Linked DNA regions of Homo sapiens: all the other regions are linked to region 2. A link is a contact called in ENCODE Hi-C or POLR2A ChIA-PET data. All regions are on one chromosome and are shown on one strand. The core of a region is the stretch at or near the end of the contact, and the rest is flanking DNA. Distances in the headings are between cores, read along the strand shown.

The links. A loop is a pair of places that touch in the nucleus more often than their neighbours do. ChIA-PET counts read pairs that join two places held with the same protein, here RNA polymerase II (POLR2A). Pooled maps may share reads with other maps.
Region 1: a pooled map shows a loop between it and region 2 (2.7-fold over the local background). The contact joins two enhancer-like sites. A Hi-C loop is called at or near these places in 2 of 37 single-sample maps with no recorded cell type and 9 of 50 pooled maps. POLR2A ChIA-PET finds 5 or more read pairs at or near these places in 1 of 52 experiments (GM10248).
Region 3: a loop to region 2 is called in a pooled map, with 6 times the contacts of the local background. The contact joins two enhancer-like sites. A Hi-C loop is called at or near these places in 6 of 50 pooled maps. POLR2A ChIA-PET finds 5 or more read pairs at or near these places in 2 of 52 experiments (OCI-LY7 and activated naive CD4-positive, alpha-beta T cell).

Annotation. Positions count from the first base shown.
Region 1 is chr5:143,174,838-143,178,152 of GRCh38, reverse strand. All of the region lies in intron 20 of ARHGAP26 (Rho GTPase activating protein 26), which reads right to left. Among named protein-coding and RNA genes, the nearest start is that of ARHGAP26-IT1, 16 kb to the left of the region's middle. Within about 2 kb of position 1,917, at least 9 of the 41 ENCODE cell types and tissues checked have a DNase peak (open chromatin) inside an H3K27ac peak, as active enhancers do.
Region 2 is chr5:143,603,370-143,606,734 of GRCh38, reverse strand. No RefSeq gene overlaps it. Among named protein-coding and RNA genes, the nearest start is that of MIR5197, 75 kb to the left of the region's middle. Within about 2 kb of position 1,259, at least 7 of the 41 ENCODE cell types and tissues checked have a DNase peak (open chromatin) inside an H3K27ac peak, as active enhancers do.
Region 3 is chr5:143,260,449-143,263,797 of GRCh38, reverse strand. No RefSeq gene overlaps it. Among named protein-coding and RNA genes, the nearest start is that of ARHGAP26-IT1, 70 kb to the right of the region's middle. Within about 2 kb of position 1,282, at least 6 of the 41 ENCODE cell types and tissues checked have a DNase peak (open chromatin) inside an H3K27ac peak, as active enhancers do.

The DNA.
Region 1 (3,315 bases), core at 668-3,167, 430 kb after region 2:
TGGCATGCACCTATAATCCCAGCTACTTGGGAGGCTGAGGCAGGAGAATCATTTGAGCCTGGGAAGCGGAGGTTGTAGTGAACAGAGATTACACCACTGCACTCCAGCCCAGGTGACAGAGTGAGATGCTGTCTCAAAAAAAAAAAAAAAAAAAAAAAAAAAAAAGGACTGCCACACAGACTTGAACAGGCCACTTATGCCCTCTGAGCCTCAGTGTCCCTCATTTAGAAAATGTAGGAGATAGTAGTTGCCCTGCACTCATCATGCTTTCCATCCGTATTTATCACACACCTGGAAAGAGCACCCTCAAGTGCTGGGGAAACAATAGTGAACAAGAAACAGGTGTGGGCCTGACCTACGTTACAGCTTAGAGCAGGAATCAGAGAAGAAAATGGGCAACTATAGTACAGTATGCCAAGTGCTATGATTTGGGTTAGTGCCAAAATCAAATGAAACACTCTGCAAACTGTTTCAAGTGGCTCTGAAAACTGAAAAGCACTATAAATATATTTTGTAGTATTATTGTTATTCCTGACAGCAGTGCCAGCCAGATCCTAAGCCTATCAGAAATTTTTCCCAACTTCTGGTCTGCCGACAGCACCTTGTCTCCAAGGCAGCTATGGGTGAGCATGCATATCAAATACATGTACGTGTCTGCTACTGACGTGCCAGCTCTGCCAGGTTTTCTGTGGTCTGGTAATCAACCATGACTGAGCGTCTTGGCATTCGATGAGTCCTGTTTTCACTGGGGAGCATTATGCTTGGTGATCTCACATACATTTCACGGATCCAAATCCTACAGGCTCGTGATGCAGCCTGAGAAGCTGATTCCTTCATTTGACAAGCACTATGTAGCAAACAAAAGCCAAACACTATTCTGAGAGGCCAACTAGATGGTCCTTGGTCCACAGATGATCAACTTAGTGAAAAAGACACTTGGGAAACTAATATGATGAAGTGTTATCATTTATTCTAGATTGTATATAGTGAGTGATCATATAACTTATCACCCAAACCAGCACATTGAAGCAGAAAGGCGCAATTAAATTTATACCAGGGCAACAGAACTAACAGGCAAATGAAGAGGTATGGTCCCTACATATAATATAAAGGTCAAATGGCTTGTTCAAAGTAATGACAGATGAGTGCCAGAGCCAAAGCACATTGATATTGTAGCCTAATTAGATGTCACTCACAGCTTTGCTTTCCACAGAACTAGTTATATACTTTACATGGCTCCTTGCAATACGTAATTCTCTTTGCAAATTAGATCCTAAAGGCATTTACGGATTCTGAGATTATGAGCTGAAAATTGCATAACGATGAAAATCAGACACCCGAGTCTCTTTTATGGTGGAAATTTTCATTATAGTATTGAAATTTAAGTTTCAATGCCAAATGTAGACCTCTGCCTAATGGTCTGCTACTTAGGTTTACGTTAAGCCCTTAACTAAAGTAATTCCTTCCGCAGGCTCCAAAATGAACTGTCTTTCCAAGTGCTTTTTAACATCAAAATTTAAAAGCTGTCTCTAAGCTACCCTGGGGCGAAGGTAAATTAATTTCTCATTTTTAGGCTGGCTCTTTACATTCAGTGGTGAAAGGACTTCTATGTCAATGCATATGAGCATGGAGGTGGTGCTCCCAGGAAGAAGAACCAGAGGAGGGACACAAAAACTCTCGAAAACAAACATGCCATGGTGCTTGGGAGTCACTATTCTGCCCAAAGGGTTCGCCTGCCAAGCCTGCAGGTAAATTCCCATAAGAAACTTACTTTCAAAGTAGAGTCCCACTGGATTAATTCCTACCATCTAAGAAGTGAACGTCAGTTCATAAATATAAAAGCAGAAGTGGCTGGCAAGTCTCTTATGCAGTCTGCTGAGCAGCAGATGGCTCACTACACAGGCATCATGACTTTTCATTTTTAAGGAACAAATGCTTGGCTAATCTCTGGCTAAGAGAAGACATAAATCTCATAAAGACAATTCTGTTTCATTGTCACGTGTCATATTTCATTTATTTATTTATTTATTTACTTATTTGAGACACAGTCTCACTCTGTCACCCAGGCTGGAGTGCAGTGGTGCCATCTCAGCTCACTGAAACCTCCACCTCCTGGGTTCAAGTGATTCCCATGCCTCGGCCTCCTGAGTAGCTGGGATTACAGGGGCACACCACCACGCCCGGCTAATTTTTGTATTTTTAGTAGAGAAGGGGTTTCACCATGTTTGCCAGGCTGGTCTCGAACTCCTGACCTCAGTTGATCCACCTGCCTCACCCTCCCAAAGTGCTGGGATTACAGGCGTGAGCCACTGTGCCTGGCCTATTGTGCCATATTTCAGATGAGGAAATTTAAAAATTAAGGGAAAAAGTCAAAATTGGCTAAAAACAAAAACCTTCTTATGGCAGTTCTCTCTCAAACCTAAATAAGAATCAGAAAGAAACCCAAGCCTGCTTTTGCAAAAATACTAAACAAACAATAATTCCCACACCCCACATATGCCCAATAGTATAAAACTTCTAGACCAGGTGTTGAAGTCTGTACCAACTGAGAAGGGCTGTTTATTAGAAATCTCTTACATTTTGGTATCCAACATTCTTCATTAAAAAAAAAAGTGTACCATTTTTTTCGAGTAGACACTGAAAATTTGGTTTAAAAAACAATCTTTTTTCTAAAACATTTCTGAAAATATCTTACATACTTACAAAAGAAAAACTCATGCTAAGTTGAGGTCTGACAGATAGCCTTTCTCTGTGACAAGATGACATCAAACACATTTTCCTTCACTGTCACCACAGAGTGCCACAGTCCTCTATCTGCAGGCACCCCTAAGCATTTTGCTTATGCTTCTCATGAGCTGCCTTTCAAGATGCTGATTAGTCCTTTCAATCATTAACTGTTTACAAGTTCTGCCAGCTGCAAGCCTGACCCTAGATTTCTGAATTTTTACTGGTTAAAATAATACCACCACTTAGTCATCTGTGAAGCACCAAAAAGTAAGAGTTAGCCCTTAGGTCAGTTAAATAGCCTTATATAGCAGAGAGAACATTTGGGCTCCTTTTATGTGGGGAAAAGAAAGTCTTTTAAAGAGCTAGAGCAACAGATGTATTCGGAGCACACAGGTTCTCTCTGGCATCCTTCCTGTAGCTCCACATCAAATTTGAAATGTAGTTAAATCACAGATTTACACTTAAGCTTCCTTATCTCTGATAATGGACTTGGAAACATATCAAAGAACCTGCCCATGTGTACTTATCAGTCCCTGACAGGTATGAGGCTTAGAAGTTCAATACAGGACTTTCTTGCTCACTTGTTTA
Region 2 (3,365 bases), core at 10-2,509:
AACTGACTCCTTCCATGAGTCTAACTCTGAAGAAAGGAGCATTAAAACCTCCTGTAAGTAGAACTAGAAAAGGTGTGGGATAGTGAGTCAGATAAAGCACAGAACACTGAAGTATGAAAGGGAATATGGTTTTGTATGACACAGGCCAAAAGATGCTCAATGCTTCCTCATCTGATATGACCAAGACCAACGAGTTCTTAATGGGCCATTTTGAGTCACCACGATATAGATTTATATTCACCCACATCCTGCCTGGTAGGGTGAGACATGACCAGTAAAACCCAGTCCCCCTGTGGTTGAGAATTTATGAACTCAGGAGAACCCTGGAGACGAGAATATTTTTTTCTCAATCTTGCCTCCCTTCCAAAAGTTCTTCTGAACAAAATGAAAAAATGGGATTTCTCCTATCTAAGAGTTTATTTCACACTTTGTGGTTTAGAGAGCAACATGTCACTCCTTATAGGACTCTGGGGTGGCTATGACAATAATACCCATTTTACAGATGATGAAACTAAAGACAAAAAAAAAAGTGACTTTCCCATGGTAATAGAACAAGTAAGTTTTAAAGCTGGATTCAAGCCAAGGACCTCTGGCTAGAAAACAGTCCTTCTTTAAAGCAACGACACTAAGCTGAAATAGCTGATTTTGACCCCTTAAATAAACCGTTTATTTGTAGCTAGTACAAGCCACCTGTTAAGCAATAGTTTTCCAATTGGGTATTTGGGAGCCATGTAAATACAGTTCCTGTGCATCAGCAGGGAGCTGTCAGGGTTTGAACCTTCAAGTTTCCTCTCTCACATTATTGAGTCAAAACCCATCACATGTTAGAAAAGAATCAACTCCACTTAGGAGAGAGCTGACTGAGCACAGGCTCTTAGGAAAGAGATGAGTAAATACTTCCGATAATTAGACAAAAAGTCCTAAATTAGCAAAGCTTTCTGAGAAATTTTGACATGTTAGGAAATCCTCAGAACTATAGAATTGCTTTTCTGCAACCACTTACCTTCCCATTCCCTACTCCCAGCACATAACCATCAAGCAACCAAATGTCCATGAGGTCGGAGTTCTGTTAACAAACCAGCAGCAGTAAATGCTGGCCCATGGGATGCCACTCTCTGTGTCCAGTGGCCTTGGATCTCCACGAGGAAACACAGTTCCCTCAAGTGACAAGAGCTCTGCCTTACAATCATGAGTGTTAAAAATAGATGTGTACATGCAAGAGGAACAACCATGGGAAGTGGTTTTTGGCATTTCCTGTGGTCATATGTGCATCTGTTACCCGCCAACTGATTTCTAGAATGTGATTACAGATAGCTTACAGTAACAATTTTTATACCAAATGCCTAACTAATAAAAACATATGACTCTTCAGAAGTACAAATGCAAGGTATGGTGAGGAATTGAAGAAACAATCAGCATGATTCAGATCCTAAAATAAAATAAATCAGCACAGATTACATGATTCTATATTCCAGGTGTTCTCCTCCCTTCCTTCCACTTTTGATCTACACACTTTCCATCAGTGATCTCATTCAGAACCATGGAATTAAGCATCATCATTACCCTTATAATACCACAACTCCCTCTCCAGCCCTAGATATCTCCATTGAGCTTGAAGCTTGTATAGCCGACTCCACCTTAATATCTTCAAATGATTGTCCAATAAGTATCTCAAACTTGACATAAACAAAACAGAACTTTGTGGGGGTTTCTTCCCCAAAAACCCATTTCTTTCCCATTCTTTCTCAAATAAGTAAATGGTAACATCCTTCACCCCAGTTCACATACACACCTCTAACAATTTTTGTTCATCCCATCTTTTTCCTCATATCCAATCCATCAGCAGGTCAAGCCACATGTCTCCACATCCATGGCTGCTCTTCTAGTCCAAGCTTCCTCCATCTCTTGCCTGGATTACTAAAACAGACCTGCTTTTATTCTTGATTCCTGGCAACCCATTCTCCCCTGCCTAACCCCTCCATCTTCCATCACACTTAAGAAAAAAAATGCCTGGCCAGGCACAGTGGCTCACACCTGTAATCCTAGCACTTTGGGAAGCCAAGGCGGGCAGATCACCAGGTCAGGAGATCAAGACCAACCTGGCCAACATGGTGAAACCCCGTCTCTACTAAAATACAAAAAATTAGCTGGGTGTGGTGGCACGCCTGTAGTCCCAGCTACTCAGGAGGCTGAGGCAGGGGAATTGCTTAAACCTAGGAGGCAGAGGTTGCAGTGAGCCGAGATTGCGCCACTGCACTCCAGCCTGGGCGACACAGCAAGACAGCAAGACTCCGTCTCAAAAAAGAAAAAGAAAAAGTAATGCCTTACTAATACCAGCAATGCCATACAGAATCTAGCCTCTCCTCCTGTCTGAATTACCTCATACCTCATTCCACTCCACAAATACCCAACATGCCTTGTTTCTGCTCCTCAAACATAACAAGCTTGTCCCTTAGGGCATTTGCTTCTTCCTCTCCCTGGAATGCTCTTCGTCCAGATCTTCATATGGCAGGTTTCCTTTGTCATTTGGGCTTCATTTCAACAGTCATCTCGCAGGCCTTCCTTGAGCACCCAAATCTATGTTGTTCCTTCTACCCTTCAGTCACTATCACATATATCATGTTACCAGGTGTTTTTTTCAACATGGCTAAATTATCTTTTCTTCTTCTTAATTTTTGGTTTCCTCCATTAGAATGTAAACTCTTGAAGTCGGGGGCCTTGTCTGCCTAGCTCTTTTTTTTTTTTTTTTTTTTTTGAGACAGAGTCTTGTACTGTCTCCCAGGCTGGAGTGCAATGGCATGATCTCGGCTCACTTCAACCTCCCCCTCCCAGGTTCAAGCAATTCTCCTGCCTTAGCCTCCCGAGTAGCTGGGATTACAGGTGCCCACCACCACGCCCAGCTAATTTTTTGTATTTTTAATAGAGATGGGGTTTCACTATGTTGGCCAGGCTGGTCTCGAACTACTGACCTCGTGATCTGCCTGCCTCGGCCTCCCAAAGTACTGGGATTACAGGCATGAGCCACCGAGCCCAGCCTCGTCTGCCTAGCTCTTGACTGAATTCCTAAAGCCTGTTGAATAAACCCCTGACTGACTTAGTAGATATGGATTGGATAAATCCCTGACTTCATAGATATGGATGAAGCCTGCATGTGACTGTTGACTCAAGTAGAATGAGTCTGCATTACGCCAAATGAGAAAATCGTTGTGTATTTGATCTCTGCCTCATCTGGAAATTTCTTCTAGAGAGAGAAGAGAAGAATTCACCCAGGACTACCAGAGCAGTAACAACTTTTGATAAGCAGGGGCAGTTTTGTCACAGACTTGATCCAACTTGCTTCTTCAGGTTCCCAGATACATGAAGAA
Region 3 (3,349 bases), core at 33-2,532, 340 kb after region 2:
GTGTCATGACAGGCCTTGGCAAAAAAATCTTTCTAAATTAACTGAGACCTGTCTCAGATATACGGGGTTCACAGCTGTGAGGGAAAAAAATCAAGAGAAATGAAATCGAAAGCCTACATGAGCAACTTATTAGTTGTGAATCCTTGGGCAATTGTTAATCTTTCTGAGTATATTTTTCATATATACAAGAAGAATATTAATATCTGTCTTCAAAGGGATAATGTAACCACCACAAGGAGATAACATAATGTCAAAAGTTTGTGAATCATACGGTCAACATAAATTTTAGTATTAACAAAGAAAAAGGTTACTATTTTTCTGGCTCACAGAGCCTACTCTGAAGAAAGAGTTTAATGCACAATGCCAGTAAACAATTTGAAAATATCTTCAAAGGCACTGGCCACGGTGACTTATAAAGCAAGGAAGCAAATATTTCTTCTGCAATGTTTAGTAATGACTTTGAAAATCTTGTGTTTGTAGTTGTTTCAATAACATTATTTAACTGTCTGAGGCACTGGAAATAGTCTGGGGCAAGGGAACATAGTCAAGTGATTTAAAATAATTTTTAAATTTCATCTAAATAATGAGTTTTTTTAGATGTGGTTGAAATTTTCAATAAAATCCACCTCAGAGCTGGCAAAAGTTCAAGTCATAATTAAGAATTTTCAATGATTAGCCTATAAGTTCAAGTAAATAACATAACTGAATTATTCCAATGATAGCCTTCAATAGGTAAAAGATAAAGATTTAGAGAAAATGATTATTTTTGTATTGAATAGGCCTTTAAGGCTGAAAATGTGAAAATATGATGATTATACATTTCTTCCAGCAAAATATAGTGGGTCACCATCCACTAGGAAATTTATAAGTAAAAAGATGAACGATAACAAGTATTGGCAAGAATACTAAGAAACTGGAACCCCTATACATTACTGGGAATATAAATGGTACATCCACCATAGAAAACATTTCCTCAAAAAGTTAAACACAGAGTTACCATATAATCCAGCAATCCACTCCTAGATATATACCCAAGAGAACTGAAAACATATAATCACACAAAAACTTGTGCATGAATGTTCATAACAGCACTGCAGTAGTCCCCCTCATCTGTGGTTTCACTTTTCACAGTTTCAGTTACCCACAGAGTCTGAAAATATTAAAATTCCAGAAATAAACAATTTGAAAGTTTGACATCATGCACCATTCTGAGTAGCATGATGAAATCCCACTGTCCTGTCCAGGACATGAGTCATCCCTTTGTCCAGTGTATCCATGCTATACATACACTACTCACCCATTAGTCAGTTAGTAGCCATCTTGGTTACCAGACAGACTATCACAATGGGGTTTGGTACTATCTGCAGTTTCAGGAATCCACTGGGGGTCTTGGGATGTATCCCCCATAAATAGAGGGGGAATTACTGTAGTCACAATAGTCAAAGGTGAAAACAACCCAAATGTTCATCAATTGATGAATGGATAAATAAAATGTGGCCTCTGCATACAATAGAATATTATTTAGCCATGAATAAGAATAAGGTACTATTAAATGCAACGACACGGATGATCCTTGAAAACATTGCTAAATAGAAAAAATCAGTCACAAAAGACCACATAATGTGTGATTCCATTTATATGAGGTGTTCAAAATAGGCAGATCCATAGGAGAGAAAGTAGATTAGTGGCTACCAAAAGCAAAGGGAAGCAGCGGAATGGGGAGTGACTGGCAATGGGTACAAGGTTTCTTTTTCAAGTGATGAAAATGTTCCGGAATTAGATGATGGTGATGGTTGCGCAACTTTGTGAATATACTAAAAACCACTGAATTACACTTTGAAAGGGTGAATCATATCTCAAGTTTTAAAAATACAGTGTGTCAGAGCAGGGTGATGGAACAGATCAAACATGGCATCATCTTTGTGACCGGGGGCCATGAACAGTTTAGCTGCTTCCTACTCAAATACAGTAGGCCACAGATTACATACCTCTTTGTGGCAAAGAGTCCAAAAAACGCACTATCAAATTGCAAACAGGAACCAGAAAGCTAATATACCACCTCTCATATACAAAACTGCCAGGGACTCAGGTGAAAGGCTGGATGTGCTGCAACCTCTTTCATAGTTGATGTGTCCCAAGAATTCATTTTAAAAAAACAGTTTATCAAAAAATATACAGTACAGAGCTGAACAAAACATTTTTCACAAGCACTCCTTGCTCTAGCCAGATCCATCTTTTGGCCTTTAGGAGCACAGGGAAAACGTCTCAGCATTACTTTGTACCCTGAGTACAAATTTATCTAGAACATACTGAAGTTTCTGGAGAGTGAGGTGTTTTATAAGAGATTCTGCTCTGTATCTATAACATGGGAATAAAGCACTGCATTAAATATAATCCTAAAAGGATTCTTTGTTTGCCCTGCCAATTATGGGTATGTGGGCCGAAATCTGCCTCAAAGACAGTAATTAACATCATCAATGATGTTCAATTGTCTGGAAAAAAGCTGAAAAATCTCAATTATAATGAAGATCAACAAAGGGCCAACTAACCAGAACACTAAAATCCACTGATAATAGTTTTTAGCATTCTATCTTTAAAGAAAATGAGTGCAACTTTACTGTTTACACTCCAAATCCAAAATTCTAGGATGTTAGCAGGGGCTGTAAGGGTCAACACACACTCAAGCCAAGTTCGTGACACCATAGATGTGTGTGCTTGAAAGCCAAGGCCTACTTTTGTATTGCTCATGTACACTCAGAACTCAGTACACTGATTAGCATCTAATTACAAGATATCTATAATATCTCTTAATGTTTGATGAGTACAGCCATTATAGGAAATGCTATGGGAGATTCCTCAAAAAATTGAAAATAGAACTACCATATGATCCAGCAGCCCCACTTCTGGATATACACCTCAAGGAAACAAAATCAGTATCTCAAAGAGACATCTGCACTCCCATGTTCACTGCAGCATTACTCACAATTGCCAAGACAGGGAAACAATCTAAGTGTCTTTGGACAGATAAATGGACAAAGAAATGTAGTGTGTGTGTGTGTGTGTGTGTGTGTGTGTGTGTGTATTTCTTTCTTTTTTATGACTGACTAGTATCCCATTGTGTGGGATACACTCTACATTTCTTTGCCCATTTGTGTGTGTGCACACACACACACACACACAATGGGATACTATTCAGTCATAAAAAAGAAATACATATATACACACACACACACACACACACACACACACAATGGGATACTATTCAGTCATAAAAAAGAAAGAAATCCTGTCATTTGCAACAACATGGATGAACTTGGAGGACATTATGCTAAATAAGCCAGGAACAGAA